Regions from separate parts of the Homo sapiens genome. Here region 1 is linked to region 2. A link is an interaction called in ENCODE POLR2A ChIA-PET data of the cell type or tissue named here. Cell type or tissue: PC-9. All regions are shown on one strand. Links, peaks and the distances in the headings refer to the core of each region. The heading gives the core; the rest is flanking DNA. Region 1 has its middle 5.3 kb from the start of SPTLC2. Region 2 overlaps SPTLC2 (serine palmitoyltransferase long chain base subunit 2).

The links. ChIA-PET counts read pairs that join two places held together with the same protein. Peaks named below come from ENCODE experiments on the same cell type or tissue, not always from the same donor. Only the 100,000 strongest peaks of a DNase experiment are listed, where the experiment ranks them.
Region 1: POLR2A ChIA-PET joins it to region 2 with 6 read pairs; 4 of 35 experiments call an interaction of 5 or more read pairs at or near these places.

Annotation. Positions count from the first base shown.
Region 1 is chr14:77,619,258-77,624,638 of GRCh38, forward strand. No RefSeq gene overlaps it. Among named protein-coding and RNA genes, the nearest start is that of SPTLC2, 5.3 kb to the left of the region's middle. In PC-9, for the core only: no CTCF peak of the experiment used is centred there; DNase peaks (open chromatin) are centred at 3,424 and 4,234; H3K4me3 peaks cover 449 bases; H3K27ac peaks cover 2,526 bases.
Region 2 is chr14:77,513,732-77,519,112 of GRCh38, forward strand. SPTLC2 (serine palmitoyltransferase long chain base subunit 2) reads right to left here. Exons shown (of 12, transcript NM_004863.4): 11 at 4,307-4,436. Among named protein-coding and RNA genes, the nearest start is that of ISM2, 18 kb to the left of the region's middle. In PC-9, for the core only: no CTCF peak of the experiment used is centred there; no DNase peak of the experiment used is centred there.

The DNA.
Region 1 (5,381 bases), core at 317-5,316, 110 kb after region 2:
TGAGTGTTGGTAATTATTCATTGGATAAATGAAGTACTTATTAAGTGAATGAATGATTGATTGAATACATTTATACTTACAATTAGGCAACAAGCTTGGTGAGTTGAGGGGATTGTCTAATTTATCTTTGGGTTCCCAGTACCTACCACGTGTCTGTCACATAGCAAATGCTCAATAAATGTTTGATGAATGCATAAATGGATAAATGAATTAAAATTTGGCCTTGGCTGGACATGGTGGCTCACACTTGTAATCTCAGCACTTTGGGAGGCCGAGGTAGATGGATCACGTGAGGCCAGGAGTTCGAGACCAGCCTGACCAACATGGTGAAACCCCGTCTCTCCAGAAAATACAAAAATTAGCCGGGCGTAGTGGCACATGCCTGTAATCTCAGCTACTTGGAGGCTGAGGCACAAGACTTGCTTGAACTTGGGAGGCAGAGGTTACAGTGAGCCGAGATTGTGCCACTGCACTTTAGCCTGGGTGACAGAGAGAGACTCTGTCTCAAAAAAAAAAAAAAAAAAAAATTTTGGCCTTGTCTCCAAGGAACCTTCTATCACATGGAGACTGTGTTAATTGAGGTTCTTTGGTTGCAGATAACATAAGCCAATTTTAAAAAACTTATTCAAGAAAGGTAAATTTATTGGAACTCTCCTGAAGACAGGGAAGTGTTGGCACTCAGGAAAATCCTAAACCTCAGCAGCAGAAAATTATAGACCTTCCTTCCTCCTAACCAAACCACTTCTGGTGCTTAGCTCTCAACAACCTACAACTTTCATATTCATGAGGTCAAACTTCTACACTCTCAGGAAAAAGAAATCTGATTGGCCTAGCTTATGGTGAGGATGGGTAAATCTGACCAATCGCAATGGCCAGAGCACAAGGTCAAACTGCTGGAGGGGAGGAATCAGTTATAGACAAGGAAGAATCATAGCAGAGAAGGGAGGAACAACCCTAACAGTGTTCACTACAAGGAGATAGAACCCGGGAGTGAAAAGGACAAATAGCAATAGCTTAGAATGGATGTTAAAGAAGGAGGCTGGCGGGTGCAGTGGCTCACACCTATAATCCCAGCACTTTGGGAGGCCGAGGGGGTCGGATCACCTGAGGTCAGGAGCTCGAGACCAGACTGGCGAACATGGTGAAACCCCCATCTCTACTAAAAATACAAAAATATTATCCAGCGTGGTGGCGGGCGGGAGGCTGAGGCAGGAGAATCGCTTGAACCCGCGAGGTGGAGGTTGCAGTGAGCCGAGATCGCGCCATTGCACTCCAGCCTGGGCAATAAGAGCAAAACTCCGTCTCAAAAACAAAAACAAACAAACAAAAAACCCAAACAAGTAGCCAAGCCTCAGGCAATCACAGAAGCCATACTTCAACCACTCAACAGGCAGCCAACTGTTCAGTGTTCAAATAAGGCAAATGCCAAGCTATAACCATTCCAACTGTTTCTGTGTCTCACTTCTGTTTTCTGTATGTTGCTTTCCTTTTTCTATTCATAAATCCTGTCTCACCATGTGACAGTGCTGGAATCTCTCTGAACCTTCTGATTCTGGATGGGGGCTGCCCAATTTGAGGATCATTATTTGCTCAGTTAAATTCTGTTAAATTTAATTTATTTCTTTTTTTCTTTTCTTTTCTTTTCTTTTCTTTTTTTTTTTTTTTTAGGATGGAGTTTCGCTCCTGTTGCCCAGGCTGAAGCGCAATGGCACGATGTCGGCTCACTGCAACCTCTGCCTCTTGGGTTCAAGTGATTCTTCTGCCTTAGCCTCCCAAGTAGCTGGGATTACAGGCTCCCGCCGCCACACCTGGCTAATTTTTGTATTTTTAATAGAGACAGGGTTTCACCACATTGGCCAGGCTGGTCTTGAACTCCTGATTTCAGGCGATCCACCCACCTAGGCCTCCTAAAGTGCTAGGATTACAGGCGCGAGCCACTGTGCCCGGTCTAAATTTAATTTCTTTGAATTTTTTCTCTTAGCAACACCCCTGCCAAAATAAATGACTTCTAACTACCCCTTCCATTGTTGGGTCACTTGGTCAAGAGTCAAATACTGGAGAGAATATCTGCTTGTTTGAGTTTACGTCGCACTGGTCCTAAAAGGTGCAAACAAAAGGAAAAAGTGTCCTTCACCTTTCATGATGGGAGGTGCTTACCAAGACACACCCTCTTAAGAAGAGTACGTTAAATGAGAAGAGATGATTTCCCAAAGGGAAATGGGGGACTTAATAGAAAAAGGGAATGGACACTGGGCAGGCAGAAATGGCCAATGTCCTTTATATCAGTCAAGGCTGCAGATGAATCACAAGATAGAGTTGTGTATTGTGGTAGGCACATGTAATCTTAGCTCTTCAGGAGGCTGAGGCAGGAGGAACACATGAGCGCAGGAGTTCAAGACCAGCCTGGGCAGCATAGCAAGACCCCATCTCAAGAAAAAAGAAAAAAAAGAAGAACCACAAGATGGAATGGAAAGGGCCCTTCAGAAGTAATCTGCTTTTGCACAAAAACCAGAGATAGATGATGCAGAGGTATTATTTGAACCTGACTCTGAGAGCATCATTTGGTCTTCCCTTTTCTTTTTCTTTCTTTCTTTTCTTTTTTTTCTTTTTTGAGATGGAACTTCACTCTGTTGCCCAGGCTGGAGTGTAGTGGTGTGATCTGAGCTCACTGCAATCTCTGCCTTCTGGGTTTGAGCGATTCTTGTATCTCCCAAGTAGCTGGAATTACAGGTGCATGCTACCATGCCCAGCTAATTTTTGTATTTTTAGTAGAGACGGGGTTTTGCCATCCTGGCCAGGCTGGTCTTGAACTCCTGACCTCAAGTGATCCACCCACCTTGGCTTCCCAAAGTGTTGGGATTACAAACATGAGCCACCATGCCTGGCCTGGTCTTCCCTTTTCAAACTTTTCTTGCTTCATTCATTCATTTATCTATTAGGCCAATCACACAAGTATTTTTTGCTGGCCATCATGTTGGGTACTGCAAATACAATGACAAATAGAAAGAAACATGGTATTTGCACTTGTAGAGCTTTCAGTCTTGATTTACAAGAAATGCGTCTGCTCTTTCCCCTTTCATTATTCCTAATCTAATAGAGTAAGTGAAATAGACTAATTCTCTCCCTGGGTTTCTGATCCTACTTTTGTGGAAAATCTTGGATGCTGTTTTTGGACTATTTTCAGTGGCAATATTTGCATCCACAAAACTGGGCAGGTCCTGGGACAAGAGTTTAGAATTGCATTATGACCCTGAGGCCTGAGCTATTTAAATGAATGTTTGCATGCAAACATGAAGCTTTAAGAGGAATGATGGTTTCTGATTATACACCTCCAGGGTGCCAGCTAAGCACTTAGTAGAGATTTTAATCTGTACCCAACAAAGCGTTTGCAATGGGAGTTCTGCAATAATACAGATGAGTGCTCCAGGAATGGGCAGCCAGAGCTTATGTCTCAATGGCAGGTCTCTGCCCTTGAGTTACCTCTGCTCCAGAAGCACCTGAGAGCTTCCTCCACCACACCCCACACTGCCACCCTGGACTTCCTCTGGGCACTCACCTGGCTGAATGTTGCAATCATTTCAGGTTCTGCTCCAGGAAGCAAGTGGACTTTTACTTCTGGCTTCAAGAGGGAGGAGAGGAGATGGTGATGCAGATTAATGGTGGTGGTGTTAGCCAAGACTCTGAGTTGCAAGTTTTGAAACTGAATTTAAATTGAATTAAGCATAAAGATGATTTATTGACTCACATAACCAAAAACTAAGGGTAGATCTGATTGGATCTAGGTACTCAAGCGATATCATCAGAAATCCATCTCCAAAAAAAAAAAAAAAAAGAAATCTGTCTCCATCTCTGGCTTGGGGTCCCTCTGAATTAGCTTTATTCCCAGAAAGGCTGCCAGCATGTGATGGCAAAGATGGCTTGTGGTGGGCAAGCTTCCATTCAATCAGCTTTAAAACTTCAGCTGAAAGACACTGCCTGTTTTCTGTAGTCTTCTCGAGATTCCTAAGTAGACTTCTGTTGGCCCAGCTTGGGTCACATGCATCAGGTGACTGTTGAATTGATTGGCCAGGCCTGAATCTTCTGCCCACCCACTCCACCAATTCTGAGCCACAGGCTCAGAGAAGGGGAGACTATTGGTTTTCCTCTGGGAGAAGATGGGTGCTGTTGCCAGAAAAAAGGGTGCTGAGTAGGCATAAGCCACAGATGTCCATTGCACTGATCATGTTAAATATGATGACAACAGTAAGAAGCAGGAAGTGGGAATGCCTTGGAGAGTCTCAACATTTTCAGATGATATTACAAGAAAGACTGCATTTAGACTCTCCCTCCTCCACAAATCTGACCTACAAAAGTTATCTCAAATTAATCCCTCCCTATGGTAACTGTCTGTTCTGTGTGTTTATTTAACTGATTTAAGTGATTGATATCTTCATCTTCATCAAATCATTATCCTAAAGCCATTAATAAACATTCTTTGTATATGTAGCTGTATAAGAAAAACAGAAATACAGACAGAGCATTAACTCTCTAAGAGAGCAATAAAGGGTGGGGCACAGTGGCTCAGGCCTGTAATCCCAGCACTTTGGGACACCAAGGTGGGTGGATCACCTGAGGACAGGAGTTCAAGACCAGCCTGGGCAACATGGTGAAACCTCATCTCTACTAAAAAAAAAAAAATTAGCCAGGCATGGTGGCGCACACCTGTAATCCCAGCTACTAAGGAGGCTGAGGCAGGAGAATCACTTGAAGTGGGGAGGCAGAGGTTGCAGTGAGCTGTGATGGTGTGACTGCACTCCAGCCTAGGCAACAGAGTGAGACTGTCTCAAAAAAAAAAAAGGAGCAATAAAGGACTCATAAGACAACACACCACCAACTCTGAATATTATATATTGTGAACTCAGAATGGCGAAAATTGAATTGTACTGAATGTGAAGTATATCTCAATTAAAAAAACAAAAAAAATTGCCTTTTTAAAAAAAGAAGACATAAATAAGAAGTTGCATATGTTCCTAGGCAATGTGACATACGCATTCAATGGTGTGATGGAATTTGCATATTTAAACAGAATAGGTGAAAGGTAAAGCTGTCATTCTTTTCCACTTCATCATAGAACCCTTAGAAGATTTAGCTATTGTCGCCATCACTTTCTTTATATTTACTGTGCAATGTTACATATTCATGGACAACATAACTTCTTTTAAAATGGTCTTTGGGGTTCTTCCTCTACCCTCAATATTTTGCTAACTTTTTCTCACATTTTTTCTCTATCGTGTACCACTTCCAACACCAATAATTTTTGGTGCCTAATATCTTGGGGGGCCATTTTAACCTATATCTAGAAGAAGACTATTCTGTTGTTTATGCTCCCAATGACTCTAAAG
Region 2 (5,381 bases), core at 170-5,169:
CTGAAAATACAAAATTAGCTGGGCGTGGTGGCACATGCCTGTAATCCCAGCTACTCGGGAGGCTGAGGCAGGAGAATCGCTTGAACCCAGGGGGCGGAGGCTGCGGTGAGTTGAGTTCATGCCATTGCCCTCCAGCCTGGGCAACAAGAGCAAAACTCTGTCTCAAAAAAAAAAAAAAAAAAGTCAAGGCTGAACACGGTGGCTCAAGCCTGTAATCACAGCACTTTGGGAGGCCAAGGCAGGCGGACTGCTTGAACCCAGGAGTTTGAGACCAGCCTGGGCAACATAGTAAGACCTCGTCTCTTAAAAGAAAAAAAAATTGGCAGGCATAGTCCCAGCTATGCTGGAGGCTGAGGTGGGACGATCCCTTGAGGCTGGGAGATGGAGGCTGCAGTGAGCCAAGATCATGCCACTGTACTCCAGCCTGGGTGACTGAGACCCTGCCTCAAAATAATAATAATAAGACAAAAGTGCACATGACTAAGATCACAAAGTAATGGACATTTATAAACTTTAGAAGAATCTAGAATTTTTTCATCAATGTAGAAAAGTAATCATTAGATAGAAAAAGAAATCCTCAGTAGCCCAAGGGGATCTAGATTACAAGATTTCCTTTGATCCCACTCCAAATATTTCAGACAAATCGGTGTCATGTGAATATAAGATGACATTCTAATGAGTGCTGACTCTTGTGTGGGGTATTTGGGTATGTTAGGGACAGGCAGCCATTACATGCATCGCCATTCATTAACAGTCTACACAGAACCTCTAGATCACAGGTAAGGTGGGTTTCTAGGAGAAAAACATGTATTCATTATAGAGCTGAGTAACCGAATCCTCTAGGACAGCCATCCTGCCGCTCCCCTGAGCCAATATCCTTGCGCTTCCCATTTTAAAAAATAACAAAATTATAGCTTTGAGATACAATTCACATTCAGCAAAATTCACTTTTAAAGTATACAATTCATTGCTTCTAAGTATATTCACAGAGTTGTGCAACTTTTGTCACTATCTAGTTTTAGAGTATTTTTATCACCCTAAAAAGCAACCCAATACTCGTTGTCTCAATCCTCACTCCCCCTCCTCTCAGGCTGGCTGCCACCAATCTATTTTCTGACCCTATGATTTGCCTGTTCTGGACATCTCTTATAAATGGAATTGTAAGTTATGTAGTCTTTGTTTTGGCTTCTTTCATTTAGCCTAATGTTTTCAAGGTTTATCCATGCTGTAGGGTTAAAACTTCACTCTTCTGCATCCAGCTGACCTAGTACTGTTTGTTGAAGAGACTATTCTTTTCTCATTGACTGGTCTTGGCTCCCTTGTTGAAAACAAATTGGCCATAGATGCTTGTGCTTTATTTCTGAACTCTGAATTCTACTTCACTGGTCTATACGTCTATCCTTATGCTAGTACTCGACTGTTGTAATTACTGTAGCTTTGTAGTAATTAGCTTTGTTTTAAAATTAAGAAGTGTGAGTCCTCCCACTTTGCTTTTCCTTTTCAGTACTATTTTAGCTATTCCCTGCCAGTTCCATATACATTTGAGGATCAGCCTTTTAATTTCTGCAAAAAAGGGCCAGTGGCTTAGGGTCTCCCAGTCCATTTTTTTCTGAGAAATGCTGAACACAGGATCTGTAGGTTGCTATACTGCCATCTTAACAATATTAAATCTTCCAATCCATGAACACAGGATGTCATTCCATTTCTTTAAGTCTTCTGTAATTTCTTTCAGCAAAGTTTTATAGTTTTCAATATACACATCTAAAAATACAGTGTACAAGTGTAAATTAGCCAGTGTACAAGGGAAAGGCTTTTTTTTTTTTTTTTTTTTTTTTTGAGACAGAGTCTCGCACTGTCGCCCGGGCTGGAGTGCAGTGGTGCGATCTCAGCTCACTGCAACCTCCGCCTCCCAGATTCAAGTGGTTCTTCCGCCTCAGTCTCCCGAGTAGCTGGGATTACAGGTGCCCCCCACCATGCCTGGCTAATTTTTTGTATTTTCAGTAGAGATGAGGTTTCACTGTGTTGGCAAGGCTGATCTCAAACGCCTGACCTCCCAAAGTGCTGGGATTACAGGTGTGAGCCACCGCACCCAGCCAGGAAAGGCTTTCTTAAGTTTATTACTAGGTATTTTCTTCTTTTGAAAATTGTAAAAGAAATTTTCTTTTCATTTGTTCATTGCTGGTGTATAAAAGCACTAATTTTTTGTGTGCTGATCTTTTACCCTGCAACTTTGATGAATTCATTTATGAGCTCTAGCTGTGTGTGTGTGTGTGTGCGCGCGCGCGCATGTGTGTGTGTGTATTTTACAGCACTTTCTATATACAGAATCATGTCATGAGGCCCATTATTAAATGAAAATTAATTTGTATCTCATAATGGTCTAGTACACGTTTAGTTCCATAAAACATCATAAGACAAAATGACTTTAACAAATCCATGGTTTCAAAAAATGCACTTTATGCTTTAAAAAACTAAATGGGAGGCAAAGCCCAACAATCCCTCAAGAGAATCTTATGAAAAGGATTAGAACTCTCAGTTGGCAAACATACTTGTTGGCAACAGAAATCTCCTTAGATATCCTAAGGAGATATCCTGGTTACATCTAAATTCTTTCATGAATGTGTACAGTTCTCAGAAGTCAAAGTTGTGGTCAGAAGGCATGGATTACTGCCATAGACACTGGTTATAGTTACACAGACTTTTTTTTAAAGGCACATTGAAATTCTGAGTTAACAGGTGAACATGAGAAAGAAAAAAGAAAATTCTTAAAACATCAATAGAGTAGGAAGGAAAGAAAAGCTGAAATCTCTAGGTTAAAAAAAATCATCACAGAAATTCACCAGTAAAATTTCTGAGAAATGAGAAAAATCCATTGGAAAAATCTGACAGGCATAATCAAAATAAAGAAAAAAAAGATACAATATCAAAAAGTTGAATCTAATTGGATATTGTCAGAATGTAATTAAGAATATGCTCACAACACTGTGCCTATAGTTAACAATACTGTATTCGACATGGAAAAATTTGTTAAGAGGACAGATCTCATGTTAAGTGTTCTTACTACAATTTTGTTTTTTAAAAGGGAATACACTTATACTCATAGAAATTTTGCTGTGTAGAAACAGAGAAGAAAAGTCAAGTCTTCGGCTATTCAGGAATACAAAATGTCCATCAAATTGTTATAATTAACTTTTATAAAGAAGCATTCATAATGTTCTTTAGGATTAGTAGCTCTTGCCAGGCAGTGGCTCACGCCTGCAATCCCAGCACTTTGGGAGGCTGAGGCAGGCGGATCACCTGAGGTCGGGAGTTCGAGACCAGCCTGACCAACATGGAGAAACCCTGACTCTACTAAAAATACAAAACTAGCTGGGCATGGTGGCGCATGCCTGTAATCCCAGCTACTCAGGGGGCTGAGGCAGAATTGCTTGAACCCAGGAGGCAGAGGATGTGGTGAGCTGAGATCACGCCATTGCACTCCAGCCTGGGCAACAAGGGCAAAACTCTCTCTCAAAAAAGAAAAAAAAAATTAGTAGCTCTCTAACTCATTAATGGATATTTCTAGCAACTAATTTTATGCAAATGTCATGTTCTAAAGCTTTATAAACTCCCAGATGGCAATAATGATTTAAACTCTGAAATCTTAGACTTGCAACAATAACATATTAAGAGAATATATAGAGATGAGAATATCTTGAGATAATAAATAATTAAGCTTAGTAATAATGATCCCCAACTAGATGCCTGGCAGTGTGGTGGGTGCTGGGATATAGAATCAGTAAAACAGACTTATTCCTATCCTCAATATTTATCTAATGGAGAAGACTGCTATTAAATAATTATAGGTGTGAAGAATTTAGTAAGGGAGAATCTCAGGATTCCAAGGGAACACAGAGCAAGAAGGTGTGGGGCGCCCCTGAGCAATTTTCCTTTAAATGGAGATGTGAAGAATGAGTGGCAGTCAGCCAGGCAGAGGGGAGAGAAAGCTCAAGAGAGAAAATTTTAGACAGAACAACATATGAGAAAGCTTAATGTAGAAATAGCTAGAGTGGAAAGAGAATTGTAGAGTCCATAGTGAGGGAGACAGTAGAGCAAGACAAAGCCGGAAAATTCTCCAGAGCTCTCATGATGCAGGTGTGGTGGGTGACAGTTTTTTTGTAAATGCCAATGTTTTTGGTAGCACTGTCACCCCCTCTGTCTTAGGTGCTCACAAGAACATCAAGATCAATATATTATGAATTTCATCTAATATACAGGCCCTTTTAATAAAAGGCATATTTATATCAAGGTGAAAGTGCCTACTTACAGTATCAAGTATTTCTTTGGTATGAGCTGCTGACAGGCAAAACCTGGCTCTGGACTCAATAATTGGGGTGGCAGGAAATCCAACCACAACGACACCGATGTTCCGCTTCAGCATCTCCCGTCCAAAGGCGCTGCAAAGGGGAAAACAAGAACAGAAACCAGGAGGAGTGAAAAAGCACTCATTACAGAGGACCTGCTGTCCTCAAAGATTTCAACTCTTTGGTGATGCAGGCATTGGAGACTTCTAATAGGAGTTTCCTTTAACTCCTTTTAAAGTTAAAATTGACAGCTCACAAATACTTTTAAAGTCAATCCTAAAGCAGTCTTCTCCTATATGGTGTCCTTCACAAAACTGAAATAACCAGCCTGGGCAACATGGTGAAATCCCGTCTCTACCAAAAATACAAAAAATTAGCTATGTGTGGTGGCATGCACCTGTAGTCCCAGCTACTCAGGAGGCTGAGGCATGAGAATCTCTCGAAGCTTGGAGGCAGAAGCTGTAGTAAGGCAAGATCACACGACTGTACTCCAGCCTGAGCAACAGAGCAAGGCTCTGTCTCAAAAAAAAAAAAAAGTGTCCCTGATATGTAATAGTGGTTCAGAGGCTTCAAAATGAACCTGTATTTAATTAAAATCTGGTCCTTGAAATGTTAAGCTTGGCAGTTTAACATTAATCCGCAAATTCTGAGGATTCTGCAGCTGTGGGGGATCTGCTGTAACACGGCACATCTTTTCTGCTAGCAGAATGGCTGACTGGCATGAGCTCTCCAGATCACACGTTTCTTTAATTGTCTTGGGAACAACACTGCTTCAGAATTCAGGGCTTCCTTTGGTGTCTGTCAGGCCAGTTCACCCGCTGGCTTCAGCTGATTACTCAGACCACACAATTCGTATTTAACAATCCCCCACCCCTATCGTAAGCCAAATTGGAGGCCCTGTGGCCTTACTCCACATCTGTATCTTGTCTAAATAACACATTCTAACTTTTAGTTAATTTTGTCTACTAAATTATGTGGGTTTTTTTTTGAGTCTCTCGCTTTGTCGCCAGGCTGCAGTGCAGTGGCACGATCTTGGCT